5 separate regions of the Homo sapiens genome follow, and regions 1, 3, 4 and 5 are each linked to region 2. Evidence: chromatin contacts called from ENCODE Hi-C or POLR2A ChIA-PET data. All regions are on one chromosome and are shown on one strand. Each heading gives the region's core, a stretch centred on a gene start or an enhancer-like site at or near the end of the contact. The rest is flanking DNA. Distances are from core to core; before and after follow the strand shown. Region 1 holds the start of STARD3NL (STARD3 N-terminal like). Region 2 overlaps ELMO1 (engulfment and cell motility 1). Region 3 has its middle 61 kb from the start of AOAH. Region 4 holds the start of AOAH (acyloxyacyl hydrolase). Region 5 holds the start of TRG-AS1 (T cell receptor gamma locus antisense RNA 1).

Evidence for each region. A loop is a pair of places that touch in the nucleus more often than their neighbours do. ChIA-PET counts read pairs that join two places held with the same protein, here RNA polymerase II (POLR2A). Pooled maps may share reads with other maps.
Region 1: a loop to region 2 is called in a map of aorta, with 9 times the contacts of the local background. The contact joins the promoter of STARD3NL here to the enhancer-like site in region 2. A Hi-C loop is called at or near these places in 1 of 168 maps with a recorded cell type or tissue (aorta), 11 of 37 single-sample maps with no recorded cell type and 14 of 50 pooled maps.
Region 3: a pooled map shows a loop between it and region 2 (2.3-fold over the local background). The contact joins two enhancer-like sites. A Hi-C loop is called at or near these places in 2 of 37 single-sample maps with no recorded cell type and 9 of 50 pooled maps. POLR2A ChIA-PET finds 5 or more read pairs at or near these places in 1 of 52 experiments (activated CD4-positive, alpha-beta T cell).
Region 4: a map of CD8-positive, alpha-beta T cell shows a loop between it and region 2 (4-fold over the local background). The contact joins the promoter of AOAH here to the enhancer-like site in region 2. A Hi-C loop is called at or near these places in 1 of 168 maps with a recorded cell type or tissue (CD8-positive, alpha-beta T cell), 3 of 37 single-sample maps with no recorded cell type and 6 of 50 pooled maps. POLR2A ChIA-PET finds 5 or more read pairs at or near these places in 2 of 52 experiments (CD8-positive, alpha-beta memory T cell and activated CD4-positive, alpha-beta T cell).
Region 5: a map with no recorded cell type shows a loop between it and region 2 (3-fold over the local background). The contact joins the promoter of TRG-AS1 here to the enhancer-like site in region 2. A Hi-C loop is called at or near these places in 6 of 37 single-sample maps with no recorded cell type and 5 of 50 pooled maps.

Annotation. Positions count from the first base shown.
Region 1 is chr7:38,176,876-38,179,617 of GRCh38, reverse strand. STARD3NL (STARD3 N-terminal like) reads right to left here and starts at 1,373. Exons shown (of 9, transcript NM_032016.4): 1 at 1,198-1,373. RefSeq lists a silencer at 1,117-1,396 and an enhancer at 1,647-1,726.
Region 2 is chr7:37,348,871-37,351,570 of GRCh38, reverse strand. The region is part of intron 1 of ELMO1 (engulfment and cell motility 1); the gene reads left to right. It also overlaps the pseudogene RNU6-565P. Among named protein-coding and RNA genes, the nearest start is that of ELMO1, 99 kb to the left of the region's middle. Within about 2 kb of position 1,435, at least 4 of the 41 ENCODE cell types and tissues checked have a DNase peak (open chromatin) inside an H3K27ac peak, as active enhancers do.
Region 3 is chr7:36,783,794-36,786,493 of GRCh38, reverse strand. No RefSeq gene overlaps it. Among named protein-coding and RNA genes, the nearest start is that of AOAH, 61 kb to the right of the region's middle. Within about 2 kb of position 1,438, at least 8 of the 41 ENCODE cell types and tissues checked have a DNase peak (open chromatin) inside an H3K27ac peak, as active enhancers do.
Region 4 is chr7:36,723,244-36,725,943 of GRCh38, reverse strand. AOAH (acyloxyacyl hydrolase) reads left to right here and starts at 1,450. Exons shown (of 21, transcript NM_001637.4): 1 at 1,450-1,922. The coding sequence starts at 1,796.
Region 5 is chr7:38,340,053-38,342,752 of GRCh38, reverse strand. It overlaps TRG-AS1 (T cell receptor gamma locus antisense RNA 1), which reads right to left and starts at 1,332. Exons shown (of 4, transcript NR_040085.2): 1 at 954-1,332. It also overlaps TRG and the pseudogene TRGV6.

The DNA of each region.
Region 1 (2,742 bases), core at 124-2,623, 830 kb before region 2:
TACTCAATCTCTAAAACCTAAAACAATGAGTGGCATAGACAATCACTCAGGCAAACTGTCCATTGAATAAATCCAAATGATGTTAATCACCATCCTTCTGTGAACATAAGTAAGGTAATATCCCTCAGAGGCTGTTTCATTTCATTTCTTTCATGCAGTTTTAGGCAATGCAATAATGCAGTTTTAAAAGACCAATGTTTGAGACAGTTAGATTTTAAAGACAGTGACTTCTACACGACAACATATTGTATGTTTTCATTTTATGAACATGAATAATCCACCACCTTATCAGAATCCATCAATAAAACAAGGATACCATAAGTCGTTTTGTGAGATCCTGCTTCTAGAAAGAGGCGTATGGGTAGATATGGTATACAGACGGGAATTACCTTTCAGAATTCTTCCTAACAAGGAAATGTGGCAAACTGGACTAATTCCAGTAAAGATTTAATTAGACCCGTTACTTGGTTACCTTGCTAAACTTATCCAAACTAGTACTGTGTCAAGTGATGAATTCAGTGATTCCATCTGTGAAATAGAAGACAAATGACACAGTGAACAAAGAAAAGTTCCACAATGTCCACCCATGTTTGAACTAAAAGAGAGGGGGAAAAATCCCTAACCCTAAATCAAAAGTATTCAAGCAACTAAGATTTCAAACAATGGCGAGATATCTACGAGTAGGTGAAGCAGTTAACTGAAACCACAGGGAGAACATTCATGATTCGTGCTTTCTTTCTTTTTTTTTTTTTTGAACACGACTTTTCTCAATGAATAGAAGAGACTCACAACCGCCTGTGTCTGGACAACCCACGCATTACACCCAGTCACCAATTCTTGGTCCTTCTTGGGGGCCCATGGCGCCAGCCCGGGGCCGACCCCACCGGGGACTCCTCAGGGTCCGCAGGCTGGAGGAATGAGGACACTCCCGCTACCTATATCCATCCCTGAATCCCGGCCCACGCCGTGGGAGCAGCGGGGCTCAGCATTCTGCAACTTCACTCTTGTGTCCATTATGAGCACAGCCTGCCTCGCCCCTCCTCCTCCCCTGGAGGCTCGCGCAGGACTCAGGAAACAGAACAGGACCAGGATATGGCCTCCGTCCGCGGGTCCCCTGTACGCCCCCATGTAAGTCATCTGACCCAGGAGACTCAGTTTTCCAACCTGTCAAATAGGGGAACGAGAAACCCAGCCTACCTTAACGGGTGGTTCCTGGCCGGCCGCCCCAGGCTGGCCCGGGAACTGCGGATCCGCGGTCGCGCCCCGGCCTGAGGGGCGGGGCTTGGCGGGGCGTGACCGGGACCCAGTCCAGCGGACAACGCGCAGCCCACCGCCCGCACCCAGCAGCCCCGGGACCTCCGGCCCGTGACGTCAGCACGCTGACGTCGACGCACACAGCTCGCATCTCGCTCGAGGGACCAAAGACCCGACTGGTTCCTGAGTGCCTCCATAGAGGAGCCAACCTATTGGCCAGATGACATGTCAATCTTCTACTGACCAGTAAACGACGCGGGAAGGAGGGAGAGGGCGAGCCGGTCTGCCTGTAGGAATGGGTGGGAAATCTGGGCATCCAGCTTTGAAACACGGAGCTGGTTGGACTTTCCCGCATTGTGCATCGCACGGTTTAACAAGCGCCCGCTTCCTCTTCGTCCGCGTTTCTGCGCCTTCCGCTTCCCTTCAGTTATTCGGTGGGGGTTTATGCTCCAGCTCGTGGGAAAATGTCATGGAAATGGGTTTCAGGGCCTCTTGGGCACCTCATGCTGAGCCCTCCAGGAATAAAAACAGGGCATACCATTTCTATGTCGGTACTCAGCTCAAGAGTCACCTCTTCTAACTCTCACTTCCCCCAGACCTATTTAGGATACCTTTTCTCAGCGCTCCTAGTTCATAACTAACATCTCTAAGCGGTAGTCACATTTAATTATATCTATATGTCTGTTTTCACACGAAGTTAGGCACCTTTTATTGTTTTATTTAAAATTTAATTAAACTTTTCTCCCAACGGATGCTACACTTATTCACATTTTTAGAAGTACAGAGGTATACAGTGAACATTCTTTGGATCCCCATTTCATTATTTGTATATTTTTCCAAAGTCATTCTAAGTACCGTTATTAATTTTAAATTACACAAGTAAGATTTTGTCCATGCGAAAAAAAAAAAAAGCTTAAACGTTACAATTATGCTTATATCCCTTTTAGGCCCTAATTACAAACCCAGTCTGTAGATGATGACTCCTAGTTCCTGTGCATTTGCAAGTGTAGATGTTACTTTTTTACACTTAGCATTGAAATCTTTCCATATCTGTATATAAATCTACCTCATTCTCTGAAAATGCTGCATGTCCTCAGAACCAATATGTGTATATATATACATACATAATTAATGTACCATTCCCCCACCCTCACGTTTGTTTATTAATATTATTATGAGAAGCAATGGTACCATAAATATATATGTAGATGCCTTTTTGTACTTAGGTCCAAGTATTTCTCTAGAGTGCAGATACCAACAAGAGAATGTACTGGATCACAGAGTTTGCACGATGTAAATCCTTAATAGATTTCACTGATTTGCTCCCCTGAGTAGTTGTTTTAACTTACATTCCCACTGCTAGTATTTGAGCAATTTTTCCCTGTATCCTCGCCAATACTGATAAAATACAATTTAAAAAAATTTTATAAACTGATAGATGTGAAAACCTTTTAAAGCATAACACATATACAAAATAAGTGTAATAAT
Region 2 (2,700 bases), core at 186-2,685:
TGAACATAGCTAGGCCTTCTGTCCTTGTTCCCTTTTGAATGTTTTCCTCTTGACTTGTCTTTGCTTCTCCTTGCCTCATTCTTTCCTATTGTGGATGACCTTTCCCCATGGAGGGAGCATGGCTGCAGACAGCTTCAGCTTCAGCTTCATCCCCAGCAGAAGGCAAGAACTCCTGGTGATCTACCTGCCTGGTCCCTGCAAAGTGCTAGGATTACAGGCGCAAGCCACTGCGCCCAGCTGACAAATTTATGAGATCCTTATTAAGGATATTTATACTAGGTTGGATCACATTTATTGCAAATTTTTTTTCAGATTGTTATTCGTGTTTAAATTTTTTAAATACTTTAATATATAAAAATTACACATGGGTCATGCTAATCTTCTCTGTATTGTTCCAGTTTTAGTATATATGCTGCTGAAGCGAGCACTGTCTCTAAATTTTTATAAAGGTTTTTGGAATTCAGAAGTTTTTAAGCTTGCTTGTATCAAATCATCAGGCTCTTCTTTGACGCTTTCTGCCTTTTGTGTTTTATTAGTTTGCTAGGGCTGCCATAAAAAAGTACCACAGACTGGGGTGCTTAACTAACAGAAATGGGTTTTCTCACTGTTACGGAGGCTAGAAGTCAGAGATCAAGGTGTTATCAGTGTTGGTTCCTTCTGAGGGCTTTCTCCTTGGCTTACAGATGGCTGTCTTCTCCCTGTGTTCTTAGGTGGTCTCCCCTCTGTACCTTCTGTGTTCAGATTTCCTCCTCTTAAAAGGATAATAGACAAACATGCTGTATTAGGGCCCGGCCTGAAGACCTAATTTTAACTTACTTCTTTCGAGGTCCTGTCTCCAAATACAGCTACATTCTGAGCTACTGGGGGTTAGGATTTGAACATACAAATTTTGAGGGGGACACAATTCACCTGTAACAGTTCTCATACTAAAGAGGCCTCTATCAACCTGAGAGGATTTAAGGATTTGAAGGAAGTCATTTAAACTAGTTAAGATTTAGTATCTTCATTAATTTACTGCAAATAATAACACCTGTCACTCAGGGCTGTGAAGAAGAGTGAGTAAAGTGCGTGTCCACGGTGCCCAGCCCCATGCCTGCTCTAGGCGCCTGTCTGCCACTCCTTCTGGCAGCTGTCCCCTAGCCTTCATGATGTCAATGCCAGACACTGGGAAAGCAAAGACTTTTCTCTGCAAGTTTCCATTATATTGCAAGCCAACCGTAGCTAATAGCACATTTCCCCACCTGTCAAGTAAATGGGCTGAATTGTTGCTGAGATTAGCATACATGGCTAGCGTGTACAGAAAATGAAATACTGAGCCTCCACACTGGATTCCATTCTCTGTTTATTCTCTTTCTGCTGAGTGCTTGCATGTTCTGTTCTGAACACACCGTGTTCCCTCATTTCTGAAGCCACAAACTTCCTCTTAGGCCCCGGGCTGTCTTCAGAATGGCCATCAGGTCCCTGATACGGGAACCTGAAATGACACCCCCACCATATACCCATCCATCCAGACCCTCCAGTGTAGGGCAGGTGGGGGGACATGTGCCCACCACTGCTGCTCCCATGGGAAACAAAGACTGGCTTCAGCAAACCTGGACACTCATACATCCTGAATAATGTCAGCTGACCACACCACCGACTTCATGTATTCCTTGACCTAGACACTAAAGGTATTGAGACAATTTCAGTCTGTTTGGCATAAGAAGGATGGTAGCACAAAGAAGAGAAGAGCAAAACTTTTACCCAAAGCCTATTTCGGTGGCCCCTTCTGAGGTTCAGTGTACCATGCAGGGCGGTGTTCTCAAAAGTGAAGACTAGGCCAGGTGTGGTGGCTCACGCCTATAATCCCAGCACTTGGGGAGGCCGAGGTGGGCAGATCACCTGAGGTCAGGAGTTCGAGACCAGCCTGGCCAACATGGTGAAACCCCATCTCTACTAAAAATACAAAAATTAGCCACGCAAGGTGGTGCCTGCTTGTAATCCCAACTACTCGGGAGGCTGAGGCAGGAGAATCACTTGAACCCGGGGGGCGGAGGTTACAGTGAGCTGAGATTGTGCCACTGCACTCCAGCCTGGGTGACAGAGTGAGACTTCATCTCAAAAAAAGAAAAAGAAAAAAAAAGTGAAGACTAGAGGGCTCCAGGAAGACAGCAGTGCCAAGAGGGAAGGGCTGCTTTCAGTGGGTGATCCTCCTGAAGCCCTTTCCCTTTCTGCCTAACCTAATGCAAGGGGAAAATGTGGTCTATGTCTTTTTCTATCAGAGACAACTCAACATTAAAAATATGAGATGAACAGCTCCCTTTCCACTATCCCCATCATCATTATAAACCCATTATCCATCATCAGTAGATAATGACTTAGCGGGACAGAGGACAGCTTTTCTGGTGAGGAAGGAAGGGGCTGAGGAGTGGAAGCAGATCGTTTCTCCAGCTGTTTGGTGTTTCTCTCCCATTGATCTGCCCTGGCCTCCACTGGCCCATCTGTTGGGCTTGTGAGTGCAGTAGGGGAGGGGACACACGGTTCACCAGGGCAAGTGTGTTCGTTTCCCCAACACACAGCTTCTACAGGAATGGCCATACAGGCTTAATTTTTTTCTCAGTAGGGTTTACTGTGCAACAGAAAGACTACAAAGAGCATTAAAAGGTTCAAAGCCATTGCAGTCACCCAAAACTAAAAAACTATATGGGAAATTCAGAAAAA
Region 3 (2,700 bases), core at 189-2,688, 570 kb after region 2:
CCTTATCCATTCATTAAGAAATATCAGTTTATATAAAGTAGTAAAGGAACTAATCTAGCGTGTGCTATAAGATACACTTGTACTGTTTGAAGTTCTTCTGCTTGCCTTCTATGATGGGAGAGGATGGGGCAGTACTTAAAAAGAAAAGGAACAGCCTTCAAAGTTGCCAGAGGGTAGAATAGGGAACTACACACTCATTATCCACTCCGCAGACTGAGTTATGAAGCTCTGAACAAAGAAACATGTTCTATGATTTCTGATCTAGAATTTTTTTTTTTTTTTTACCAGAATGCTGCTTCTTTGGTGATACTCCATTGCCTTTCTCCAGACAGCACATTCTCAGTAATAATATGAACTCCTCACCTGATTTGATGGCCTCCATCCTTCTTATTAAGGCTTCGAGAAGCGCAGTTTGTGAATTTGCCTTTGAATAGCTCATTAGGTTATTTGCTTTTGTTCCGGACTCCTGTCTCCTCTCCTGTATTCTGCCTCCTTATTTGTGCTTTTTCTTTAAAGCCAAAAAAAAGCCTAGAAAACTCCCTTATGCAAAATTCCAAATTCAGCTGTGCTTTTACCCGTATACTTAATTATAAGAAGTCGTGCCCGCTCTATACTTGCGGCTTTTCACAATGTGCCATTATGTAGAACAGCAAGCAGAAGCAAAAGGTAGTGAACTTCATTGGCAGTCTAATCCGCACAGAGCTATTGCTATTGAAATGCTGTAAATAGAAATAATATTCAAGAAGAAAGAATTTGCCTCTAGGGCTGTGCCCAATAGATCTACTTACAAACCCCAAACAAAGCCTGTCGAGTCAAGTATACTTAGCCCAGTGTCTGGAACATAGCAATCCTTTTTAAAATATTTGTTGAATGAATTAACTGATTATTTTCATTTTTCCCCTCACCATTCATTCTCTGCTCTCCACCTTCCTTTGCCCACCTCTGTCCTGACCCCCGGGGCTCCTTATTTAGCTCTACTGCTGAGTGGCTTTCCACTGTCTACAGGCCATTGGAGGTTGGAAGGTGGAAGGAGAGACACATGAGGTTTCTCTTCCCATTTCCTCTCCTCCATGTTGCTCTGACATGGCTGTGCCCTCCACAGCTACAGCTTCTATGGTGGCCCCGCCTCCATGGCCCCACCTCTCACTGAGTTCCAGGAATATTATTTCCTCCTTTTTTCCCTTTAGGTTGAAGGAGTTCAGGAAATATCACCCTGAAATGTGCTGCTTGGTATGCTGGTTAGTTCCCACTGGGGGCACTTGAGGAACAGCAAGTACAGGGAAGGGCTTTCTCTGAACTTCCTTCAGAAGGAGTTCAGTTGTCATGACCTCCCTCCCTGGGGAACACAGGAGAGACTTGAGGTTGACACCATGCCCAGACAGACTGTCATCGCTTCCTCTGAGGGCTGCTCAGAGACGGCTGTTATTACCCGAGAGAGGTTTCGTCTGCAGAACAAGACACCCTCTACGCACCACACATTTCCTTCTCCACCCTCCCCTGCCCTGTGTGCTGCCAAGCCCCAGAAGCCCCATGTCCCTATTCCTTCTGTAGCTTAGGATGCTACAGAAGCTTCAATCATCTGACCCATCTTTCAGTCTCATATTTTGTGAAACTCCAGGCATATGTACATAATTAAAATGTTTTTTTCTCCTGTTAATTGGCCTTATATCAATTTAATTCATAGCCTAGCCAAAGAACCTAGGAAGGTAGAGGAAAGCCATATATGGCTCCCCTACGGGGTCTAAGCCTGTTAACAGCTTCCTACATTGCTAGTTCCTGGATGTCTTCACATCCTTTTGGTTCCTTCAACCCCACCTGCATCTCAATAAATCATCCATTCATTAAACTCTTTCACTGAACTAGATTAGTTAAGTTTTGGTTTTTTCCAGTATCCTGACCGATACAGTGAATAAATGAAATAGATATATAAATGAAAAGACTTGAAAACCGACTTTAAAGTAATTTTGAATATATTGTTTTTAACATGAAGGAATAAAGCCATAAACATAAAAAATTATTTCTCAAAATAATAAAATCTCAATTATTAGTTTTACCTAAATGTAAGTTATAGTATGCTCAAGTATACATTTATTTTTATATTACATATGCCAGGGGCCAGGGGCAGGTAATGTAATTGGGAAAACTTTTCCAAGTGTTAAGAAAAAAGCCACTACTAAGTGTCAAGAAAAAAACCACTACTAAGCACACTAATAAATGATGTCTGGCAATTAGCTCGTATATGCATTCTAGAGTAGAAGTTTGCTACACGCATACATGTATATATTTTGCAAAATAGTCTTCATCAGTCATAAAAGTGATAGATGTTGCCTGGTATATCATCTGGGGTCCAACTTCTCACAAAAAGCAAAAACCTTTTTACACCATAACTACGTGGTTTTAGGAAGGTGGGCCCCAAGGTGGGGGGTCAACATAGGTATGTTCTGCTTTCAAGTTACAGGTAGAAGCCATTTGCAGACACCTCATAATCAAAAGAACCGGTCCTCAATCCAGAACCAAGACTTGAATTACTGGAGTTTAGAAGTGTTGAAAACTAGAGTTCGAGCCGGGCACGGTGGCTCACGCTTGTAATCCCAGCACTTTGGGAGGCCAAGGTGGGTGGATCACGAGGTCAGGAGTTTGAGACCAGCCTAGCCAACATAGTGAAACCTTGTCTCTACTAAAAATACAAAAAATTACCCA
Region 4 (2,700 bases), core at 201-2,700, 630 kb after region 2:
GAAGATCACTTGAACCCAGGAGGTCAACACTGCAGTGAGCTGTGATCACACCACTGCACTCCAGCCTGGATGAAAAAGCAAGGCCCTGTCTCAAAAAACAAACAAACAACAACAACAACAACAAAAACAAGACACTGAAGGGGGGAAAGTTACATCACTGGTCTAATATATTACTCAGAATAAACAGTAGACATGAGACGTAAGCATGAGCCTTTCTGTCTTCACAATCTGAGTTCCTAATCAATCAGTCCTTTATTTAGCCTCCCTTGGAAGTCTCTGGAACTTCTCTAGGCCTCACCCCTGTGGTGGTCCTAGTGACCCCAGAGCTCCCCTTAGTCACAGAGTGAAGAACTGAAGCAGCAGCACCTTAGAGTCAGAGGAAGTCACAGGCCCATGGACGCCTAACGATATCCTCAGTATTGGGCTGGAAGTGTAATTAGGGAAACACTCTGACTTGTGCTATCTCTGCAGCAGGTTTGGGAATTGTAGCCCCATCGGTGCTTGTAAGACTAATGACTGCACAAGAAATCTTCCAACCATAAAAACTGGTATTTCCTACATCCTGGAAAGGATGCTACTCTAAAACTTTGCCTGCTACTCCAAATGCTATTTTTTTTAATTGCTAACAATTTAGATAGCTTCTATAATATTTCAAAATTTGTAATAAGCTCCCTCAGAGCCTAAGCAGAGAGAAACAGAATCTCATGACCTCCTACACTTACCTAGACTGTGGTACTTTGGCCCTGTCCTCTTATCTTGACTGAGAATGGCATATGATTTTGTTTTATCTTATTTTAGAGAGAAACATTTAGATTATATGTCTTTTATCTATGATCTGGTTCCGATTTTTTTTTTCCCTCAGAAAGACAGTGTTCAGTTCTATTCTTCAGAGCAGAAAATCAGTCTCTTAACAAATCATCCACAAAATGCACTTCGAAATTCTGGAGAAAAAAAAGATGCATTGTGCACAGCCTAGCAACTGTGAATTGATTAATTCTAACCCATGTTTTTTCTCATTAGGTCTAAAATCCCACCATGCTAACTGCCCATTATTTTCTGTACTGTTTATTTTCTGCACACCAAATAAAAGGCCTTGACCCTTCAAGGAATAACCCAATTTCTCCAGAGGAAAGATATTATTTGACCAGAATATCCTTTTACAACAAAATAAGGATCACAACCTTACCATATAAAGCTGTTGAAAACAAGACTAAGTAAGTTCTGAATGTAACCAATTAGAATTTCTACAATATGTGGGTGCTGCTGATCAAATTGTTAAAGGGTTGTGTGCTTGTGGATTAGTTTTTTTTTTCTTTTTTCTTCTCAGTTTTGGCTTTAGTATCGTTTTGTTTTGTTTTGCAAGAATGAAAGGGGAAGGGCCTCCTAACCAACCCAACAGATCAGTTCCGGCAAGCCTCGAGGCTCACGGGGTTTATGCACACTAACTTCACTGAGCCAGGGAGCACGGAAGTTGTGCCACTGTGCAACTTGGGTTTTCTTTATCCTGCAGTCTTTACCTCAGCAGAACCGCACACCACAGACTCCCTCCAGCTCTTTGTGTGTGGCTCTCTCAGGGTCCAACAAGAGCAAGCTGTGGGTCTGTGAGTGTTTATGTGTGCTTTTATTCACTTCACACTTATTGAAAAGTGTGTATGTGAGAGGGTGGGGTGTGTGTGTCAAAGAGAGTGAGGAAGAGAAGGAGAGAGAGATCAATTGATTCTGCAGCCTCAGCTCCAGCATCCCTCAGTTGGGAGCTTCCAAAGCCGGGTGATCACTTGGGGTGCATAGCTCGGAGATGCAGTCCCCCTGGAAAATCCTTACGGTGGCGCCTCTATTCTTGCTCCTGTCTCTTCAGTCCTCGGCCTCTCCAGCCAACGATGACCAGTCCAGGCCCAGCCTCTCGAATGGGCACACCTGTGTAGGTATGCAAATAAATATTTTTGTATTTTCTATGTAGACATAACAATGGGATCCAGTACTTTGCTTGCGTAATAAATCACATATTTTATTAAATCAAGAATTGTAAGATTCCAGGTAAGGCACCAGTAACCTCACTGACACAGAGAAATGTGGAGTCTAAGAGTAGACATTGACACTACATACATCTATGTGAATAAAAAGCATACTAGTTTAAATTGGGCATAAAACTCTTCCACCTCATTGGCGATTGGAATTTTTTCTTCTTGTATAGGTAACTATTATTTCAGGCTATTTTAGTCTGAAATTTTTACTGCTTTTCATGGGCTTTGACCTCATATAAACACATCTGAGTTTGAATCACTGCCCTCCTCCTACCCTTCTCTCCCATTTCCTACTGGCTGTGGAAACCTGGAGCAATGTACTTAACCCTCTCCATGCTTCTGTGTCCTTATTGGTGAACTGAAGTGAGTGAGACCCATCTCATAGGGATACCATGGAAATTGTGACCATGCATGTAAATCTGTGGCATGTGCACACAGTAAGGACTCAACCATCTTAGCTTCCTTCCGTCTCTCAGAGAATCCAGATTTGGCGATCACCTGGAGACGCTGAGCGTTGATATGGCTTCTTGGCTCATCTGTTAATGAAGTGTTTTATTTCCAAGAGGTTTTTTTTGTTTGTTTTTTTTGGATGAGAGCAGGAAGTAAGGTAAGATCTTTGATATTCACATTGTAGCTCTCATAACATGGGAATTCTCATAATAGTGGTGGCATTTAGATG
Region 5 (2,700 bases), core at 83-2,582, 990 kb before region 2:
GTAAGTCAATACCAAAAAGAGAACTTATTAAATAATTGACTATTTCCTTGTGAATATTAATATATCACTTTATCACATGATAAAATATTACATACATGCAGCTCTCTTACTGCATTTTCCACTGTGTTCCATGAATCTTCTCATTCTAGTGCCAGTATTGCCCTCTCTTCAGCACTGTAGCTTTATAGTTCTTTTCACATTCTGATGAAGTTTCTCTCATTTTTTTGTTTTAAGAATTTTCTGTGCATTCTAGTGTGATCTCAATCCTCTCCCTTCCCAGTTTTAAACCGTGAGACTTCTGTCCAGCAAGACTTTTTCACGCTCCAAGGCAGGCAAGCTTCCCTCCTTCACAGGGACCCGAGAACTCAGCTTTCAGAGCTGTTCCTGCGGAAGCCTCATGTCCTCCACGTGTGCTCCAGAGGCAGAGGGAGACCAACTGGAGCCCCTTCCCTTTCTCATTCCCAGCTGTGATGACAGCAGAAACTGCAAAATTTGAGCTAGGACAACACAACAACCAAGAGAGACATTGTTCTACATCTCATTATGCATATTTCAAACATGTGTCTCTATATACTTCTTACAGAGGTGGTGGTAATCTGTGCATGCCCTACTGAATTTTCACAATTATATTACTGTACTTGTTTTGTCCCCTTATTTCCATCTGTGAATCCAGGTGCACTGCAGATATTAGTCTGCTTTCTGAGGGTAGGGATGACAAATAAAATATACAATACCCAGGGAATTTGGAAGTTCAGATATATAACAAGTTTTTAGTTCAAGTATGTTCCAAATATTTCATGACATGGCACCCAGTACTACTTTAAAAACAAACAAGCAAACAAACAAACTTACACTCCTACTTTAATGAACAAAAATTGTCTAATAAAGAGATCACACCCACAGGATTACAGGCACCCCCCCCCCCGCCCCCCGCCACACACACACACATTTACCTTAGAGCAGAGTCCAAGGCCCACCAACACACATGATCCTCAGTCCTTTTAATAAAGAACATTCAACCCTCCTCAGAGTGGCCTTGGGCAGTTGCCTCCAAGTGTCCTTGCAGATGTGAAAAGGAAGTTGGTTCACAGCCCTAATCAGAGGCTTCCTGGCAGGACAAGGTCCTGGCATCAGCATTAGCTGCTGCAACTCTGAAGGGCAGGGTGTGAGCCTGCTGTGGGACTGCCCCCTCCTAGGGCTGGGCCTGCTGACTCCAGGGGTCAGCTTTCCCCATATCTGCACTCCCTCTGCTGGAGGCCTGAACTCTCCATGCCCCTGGCTCTCTTCTGCAGAGGGCCTGCTCTCAGCTGCCACAGAGGGTGCTGCAGAACTGGCCTGAGCAGAGAGGCAGGAGCTCCTCTGCAGGTCCTCCCAGGCACCACCCTTCTGGAAGGAAGGCGTGGGAGTCCCCTAAGACACATCCTCAGTCACTTCTCCCTGCTTGTGACTCAGGAAGACCAGCCTTCCCCACTGCCTTCTGTGCTAGGGATCACTTCCTTGTTGAGTGGGACCTGAGTTTTGAGAGGATCTTCTGCTCCTGTTCATCTGGGCCCTTTCTTTCAAGACCCCAGAGACGAAGGCATGTGGTGGGCCCTAGCCCTGCTTCTAGCTTTCCTGTCTCTTGGTAAGTGTGCTGCCTACAGAGAGGCTCACAGGTTGGGTTTTGTTTTGGATTTTTCTTCTTTAGCAAGGGACGCCATACTAAGGAATACCTCATTATATTTTATGTTGTTCCCATTGCAGCCAGTCAGATATCTACTAACTTGGAAGCGAAAATAAAGTCAGGCACCAGGCAGATGGGGTCATCTGCTGTAATCACCTGTGATCTTCCTGTAGAAAATGCCTTCTACATCCACTGGTACCTACGCCAGGAGGGGAAGGCCCCACAGCATCTTCTGTACTATGACATCTGCAACTCCAGGGATATGTTGGAATCAGGAGTCAGTCAGGAAAGCATGATACTTATGGAAGTAGAAGGATAAGCTGGAAATTTATACCTCCAAAACTAAATGAAAATGCCTCTGGGGTCTATTACTGTGCCACCTAGGACAGGCAGAGTGATTCAGACCTGCTCTACACCACACTGAATATCTGTCTTGTGGCTGCTTCTGGTACACAAGAGAGAGCCGTCCCCTCTCATTTCCTGCCCTGAATTTACTGTATTCTGTACAAAGAGAAACAGCTTAACTCCTGATCTCCCCCCTAATATTACACTCTCCTGTCAGCAGCTGTACCCTGTTCCCCACCCTCCCCCAGGACTTTCCTGAAGACTAAGCTGCCATCTCAGCTAAGCCTCAGCTAAGCAGCCTGGCTGAGAGCAAGGTTTTCTCAGCTCTCCTAGGACATGGGGGAGGCCCACTCACTCTGTTTCTTAGGGTCCAGCTGTGAAGCGAGATATTTTGGACAGCAAATGGGAAGGGTATTTATACTGAATCATGTATCCAATCATGGTCCAGAGATCGCAGCTGAGAGTGCTGCTTACTCCTTATGTCTATAACAATATAGGCAATATTATAAATACCACTAAAACACTAGGCCTAGATATGCAGTTAAACACTCTCTCCCTCTGCCCTCCCTTTTATTCTCTCTCCTTTCTTACTTCCTTGCTTGCTTTTATTATTTTTTCTTCCCTCCCTCCCTCCCTCCCTCTCTCCCTCCCTTCCTTCCTTCCTTTTTTCATTTCTTCCTTCCTTGCTTTTC